2 separate regions of the Homo sapiens genome follow, and region 1 is linked to region 2. The links are chromatin contacts, found by Hi-C in ENCODE. All regions are on one chromosome and are shown on one strand. Each heading gives the region's core, a stretch centred on a gene start or an enhancer-like site at or near the end of the contact. The rest is flanking DNA. Distances are from core to core; before and after follow the strand shown.

The links. Hi-C counts contacts between places; a loop is a spot of excess contacts on that map. Pooled maps may share reads with other maps.
Region 1: a map with no recorded cell type shows a loop between it and region 2 (4-fold over the local background). The contact joins the promoter of SAXO1 here to the enhancer-like site in region 2. A Hi-C loop is called at or near these places in 2 of 168 maps with a recorded cell type or tissue (GM12878 and PC-3), 12 of 37 single-sample maps with no recorded cell type and 9 of 50 pooled maps.

The regions. Positions count from the first base shown.
Region 1 is chr9:19,031,854-19,034,798 of GRCh38, forward strand. SAXO1 (stabilizer of axonemal microtubules 1) reads right to left here and starts at 1,356. Exons shown (of 4, transcript NM_153707.4): 1 at 1,018-1,356. The coding sequence starts at 1,055. RefSeq lists enhancers at 678-1,231, 1,232-1,785.
Region 2 is chr9:18,823,765-18,826,664 of GRCh38, forward strand. ADAMTSL1 (ADAMTS like 1) reads left to right here. Exons shown (of 29, transcript NM_001040272.6): 22 at 2,520-2,699. Among named protein-coding and RNA genes, the nearest start is that of SAXO1, 210 kb to the right of the region's middle. Within about 2 kb of position 1,257, at least 2 of the 41 ENCODE cell types and tissues checked have a DNase peak (open chromatin) inside an H3K27ac peak, as active enhancers do.

The DNA.
Region 1 (2,945 bases), core at 106-2,605, 210 kb after region 2:
AGATATAGAAGGTTGCTGATCCAGTTTTTAGAGTGCCCTTTAATTCTCCACACTACTGATACCATTTTTATATGCATGTGTCATATTTGCCCTTTTTTCAGATTTCAGGACACTAACATATTAAGCACAATCCATGTACCAGGACTCACATACATGATCTTAACTCTTACAATAGTCCTATGAGGTACGTATTGTTGGTACAGATGAGGCGACTATGACCTGGAGTTTAGTTACCAATCTAAGATCCCACAATTAATGACAGCCCAGGAAAGGTGACCTCAGAACCCTCTTGCCTGTTGCTCCTCTGCTGCCCACTCCCTGCCCCAGCCAAGCAGAAACCCAGCTGCCCTGGGAAGCAGATAGAAGGAGCCTCTAAGAGATCATGTGAGTGACAGCAGACCAGTCAGCCCGTGGGACTCTGACTAAAGTCCATGATTTCCCCCAGGACCACCTTTACTGCGCTTCCACCCAAAGATGGTCCTTAAAGGTTAGAAGGGAGACCTGGCAGGCCAGGCGACTGTGAAAGTAATGTTTTCATTATCCTTATTCAACTCTACACAATGTGGAACAAGTTTTACTAATACCTTATACTTCTCTGACAAAGTAACAATCTCTCTGAATGAGAAATTCAGTTATACTACAGGAATTCTCCTCCCATCCTATCACTTTCCCAAAAGGAGCAAGACTGGTCCCACTGGGCCAGGTGTTCTCCCTCCTTGGCTGACACTTTCTGGGCTTCAGGGAAGGGAGTGCAGACTGCGCGGTCACGCCCATTTTCAACCCTCCTGCAGTTCTCAAGTGAAGCGGCACAGAAGGCCCGAAAACAGCCACATTCGCCAGAACTGATGTGGCGTCCGCGGGCACAACGCTAGTTGACACAATTGTGGCTTAAAAAACGTAGCAAGTGGACGAACCCACCGTGATGCCGCCTGATGAAGCAGCTGGGGGAGGCTTCCCTTCCTCGGGAGTCTGAAAACCCAGGCTCCCCCAGCCTTGCCCTGGGCGTGGCCACCTTACCCGCAGGAGCACAGTTCACAGATGCACTTCGTCTTCATAGGGGCGATCCTGAGGCCCTGACGTCCCCTCAGAGCATCGCCAGCTGCAGCCGACTCCTAGACCCCAACCACCTGTCTTGGGGCACGCCCAGGCTCGAGGGTCTTGGCAGGTGTTCTGTTTACTCGAAGGAAAATTTAAGTGGCCCTTTTGCAATGTCCTGTCGTCTGTTGCCCTCCTGGAGCTGGCCTAGCGCGAGGTAGCAGCAGGGGGCTTGCACGCGCGCCAGCCCGGGAGACCTCACCCTGCACGCCACCGCCCCGGCCTCCGCAGTCCAGACTTAAGCACCTGGAGCGGCTGACTGGGCCCCAGGAAGCTGCGGGGTCCGTGCCCAGGTAGCCTCTGTGATGTCGCCAGGGCCAGGAGGGGCACGCCTCAGGTGGCAATTACATCACAAGAGCCGCTTGTGAGGTCGGGAAGCTCCCAGCACCTCACTGGCAGGCCCAGGACAGGGGTTCCCCGGTGAACCTTGGAAAAACCTGAAAAAGGTGGAAGTCACTAGAAAGCTCCTGGTGCAGTAAACGGTCACACGTGCAGAAAAGCTGAAAACTCCCTCACCATCACCTTGGGTGGCATTTGCTATCTCTAGGATCCATGGTGCCCCCTCTTAGGGGAATACAGCCTTGACTTCCAAAAGGCTTGCCTTGAACAGGGTTTCCAGATCTTCCTGTGGAAACCTAGGCCTTTGGCTTCAGATGTCTGTTAGAATTGCTCTCACCCACAGACCTGCGCTCTTGAGAACACAGTGGTTTAAGAGCGCCCAGGCCTTCACTGCTCAGGTGGGTTCTCAATCACTTCTCCAGATGCTGGTAATGATGCCTTGAAGCAGGCGTTCTCAAATTCTAGTTGGCATCAGGACCACCTGGCTTGATGAAAACCAGATTGCCAGACCCCACCCCCAGTTTCTGATTCAGTGTTTCTAGGGTAGGCCAAAGACTTGCATTTCTTACAAGCTCTCAGGTAATGCTGGTTCTGCTGGGCCACGGACCACACTTTAAGAACTACAGCTTTTGAGGTTCCTTTACACCCCCTGGAATAGTGTTTCTTCAGCTTACCTGATCCCGAGAGCACACCCCCACCCAGAAGTCTCCCTTGCATCAAAACCTCTAGTCCGGGAATCTAGCTTCAACAAGAAGCCAGGTGATTCTGGTCATGAAGCAAGTTCAAAAGACACTGCTCTGGCCAGTTGTTTGGACTTAAAACATTTTGACTTCCTGCTTATGGGAAATGGGAGCTTAAAGTATTGACAATCTTTATGCTTTTCTTTCCTATGCTTCCTAACTCTTTCCATTCATTTTAGTGAATGAGTCAGTCAGAGGCATCTTGGACTGCAAGACACTTAATATTCAGAGGGTTTCTTTTTGTGTGGGGGGGGTTAGGTTTTTTCCTTCAGTAATAGGCTCTAGAATAGAGGTCAGCAAACTATTGTCTGCAGTTGGCCACTTGACTCTATCTGGCCATTGAGCTAAGAATGGTTTTCATATTTTTTAATGGTTGAAAAAATTAAAATAATAATATTACATGACAAATGAAACTTACCTAAAATTCAAATTTCAGTGTCTGTGAATAAAGTTTTGAATTTTTTCAAAAAATTTGTGTAAACATTCCCGATTTTGCCTCTTGGCCCACAAAAGCTAAAATATTCACTATCTGACATTTTACAGAGAGAGAGTTCCAACCCCAGTTATAGGAAGTCAGCAAGGTAGATTCAGACAGGAGCAAAGCTTATTGATCATTCTTAAGAACAGTGGGGTGGGAAGCTGCTCCTTGCCTTCCCAGTAGGAAGTCAGAACTCTACAGGGGAGGATGGAAACATGGCCAGACAAAAAAGAGGTGGGAGCTATTGGAAGTCAAAGCAAAACCTGCATGCCATCCATTGCCATTGACAGAGA
Region 2 (2,900 bases), core at 7-2,506:
GATCATCTGAGGTCAGGAGTTCAACGCCAGCCTGGCCAACATGGCGAAACCCTGTCTCCACTAAAAATACAACAATTAGCTGGGCGTGGTGGTGCACGCCTGTAATTCCAGCTAACTTGGGAGGCTGAGACAGGAGAATCGCTGGAACCCAGGAGGCAGAGGCTGCAGTGAGCCGAGATCATGCCACTGCACTCCAGCCTAGGTGACAGAGCAAGACTCCATCTCAATAAGAAAGAAAAGGAAGGAAGGAAGGAAAGAAGGAAGGAAGGAACGAAGGAAGGAAGGAAGGAAGGAAGGGGAAGGAAAAGAGGAAAAGGGTTTGCAGGAACTCATTTTTCCTTGTTCTTTCAGGAGAAAAATAGCTAAGAGTGCATTTCTTCAATTTACTTCTGAGGCTGTCTCCTAAATGCCGTGGATTTTTTTTTTTAAATGGGAAAAAAACTAAGCTCAGGGTCCAAAGTCCAAGCTGGCATGGACAGGCATCATGATGCTCTTGCTCTCCCTAGTGGTGCTGCAATGAAAAATCAGCTGTTCCACCCCTCACCTGTGTCTTTTCTCCAGGTATCTTTAGAGATGATGCCAACCTGGCCCCTCTTACACACTTGAGCATAAAGTATCCTACTGTTAGAGCCAGATTAGCGTGTGCCTCTCTCTGATGTGACAAGGCTGTGGTATCCAAGTCTCCACCCACTTTCGGTAGCCCTGCCTCTCTTTCTCTAGCCAATTTCAAGGACACGTAACAGATACACAGGCAACTCTTTGAAGACACTCTGCATTCTCAACAGAAGGCTAGCCATTAAGGGCAAACTGCCCTTGCCCCAAAGGCAAAAACCAGCCCCAGCTCAGGGAAAACACTAGACCACTAGACTAAAGGTCTGGCTCCTTGGCCATTCTTGGCTTTGACCCCATTTCCCGGGACTTGACCCTTTTTTTTTTTTTTTTTTTTTTTTTGAGACAGAGTCTTGCTCTGTCACCCAGGCTGGAGTGCAGTGAGGTGATCTCGGCTCACTGCAACCTCTGCCTCCCAAGTTCAAGTGATTCTCCTGCCTCAGCCTCCTGAGTAGCTGGGATTACAGGTGCCCACCACCATGCCTGGCTAATTTTTGTATTTTTAGTAGAGACAGGGTTTCACCATGTTGGTCAGACTGGTCTCAAACTCCTGACCTTGTGATCTGTCTGCCTCGGCCTCCCAAAGTGCTGGGATTACAGGCATGAGCCATCACGCCCGGCCAGGACTTTACACTTTAAGCATGCCCTGGATACATGCCAGTGAGTTCTATAAATAAACTGTGTGAGCTGGGTCAGCAGGCTGAGTTGTGTAGGGGAGGGTGCTTTCTGCTCCCTAGAGACCTGTGAATCCGTGCCACATATCTTCAGTCTCTCAACATACTCAGAGCCCAGCCTCCTATAGGATCCTCCTAAAACAGCATCTAGGAAGGCTCATCCTAAACTCTCAGGGCCTGTTTTCCAGCATGTCAACCACAAGGAAACTTCCTGAGGAATTCATGGGGTCCCTAGAGCACAGAGCCTGGCTTCCAAAGAGAGAGCCCATCCCAGGTCAGCAGATGATCTCCCCATCCCATCTCTCTCACAGAAAATAAACTTGGATTGTGGAAAGAGTTGAGCACTTTCCTTTTGTCCTTTTCCTGTGGTTCTACTGATACTACCATTTCATGTTCTCTTGCTCTGAGAAGATATGCAGGCTTCCAAAAATACAAGCAAGTTTTCTACATAAGAGTGTCAACTCCAGTAGCAATCTAGCAGCTTCCATTTGTCTAGTTCATACATATATTTTAACGTTGTATAGCTTTGCACTTTTTATTAAAATATATCTATACAGAAAAGTACATGTATCATAAAGGTACCAAGTGAACACTCCCCACCAGACCAGCCCCCGGTCAAGACACAGAGCATCGCCAGTGGCCAAGCCACTTGTCCCATTTCTCAGTCACAACCCCTCCCCATTCATTCCACTGACTACTAACAGCATAGATTAATGTTACCAGGTTTTTTTTTTTTTACTTACGGAAAGGAAATTATACAGTATGTACTCTTGTGTCTGCCATCTCTTACTCAACATTATGTTTATTTCATGTAGTTTCATTTTCACTGGTGTATACATTTGGTTCTCATGTTTTTCAAATACATTTTCTCCAAAGAATTTGGGTACTCTCCTTCCACCTTGGCAAGCCCCCCCTGCCAGCTTCCTGTTTCCTCCTCTTTGTACTGGCCTCCCTCTTCCTGTCTCATCACTGTAAGTTTAAAAGGCAAAAGATCTGGAGACAACTGAGATGTTTATCTTGTATCAACATTTATTCTGATTCTTTGGTCACCCTGAAGTCTATATCCTTATCCTACCAGGCTCTGGACATTATTTAATCTGGCCAAAGCCTGGTAGAAGATGTCCCTGTAGAGCAGCCCCAGGGAAGGGGGATTCAAGAAGCTATAAATGCCTCTGGGCTCACCTGAATGTGTTTGACTGATGAGTGGGGTTTTTTGTTTTTTTTTTTTCTTCCTAGGAGTGCCTGAAGCTGAAGTCACTTGGTTCAGGAATAAAAGCAAACTGGGCTCCCCGCACCATCTGCACGAAGGCTCCTTGCTGCTCACAAACGTGTCCTCCTCGGATCAGGGCCTGTACTCCTGCAGGGCGGCCAATCTTCATGGAGAGCTGACTGAGAGCACCCAGCTGCTGATCCTAGGTAAACACTTCAAAGCTGGCTGCCTCTGCTGCACCCTGTTGGGAGTGACTATCTAACCCACCCTCTACCTCCTTTGTGCCCTAATCCAATTAAGGACATAAAAGGTAAAATTGATATCCCTTCACTTCTTCCCAATTTAGGGCCTTTCGATAGAACACAAACTTTGAGCCCAAACAAGAGCTTGAACCTTGGCTCTTCCAT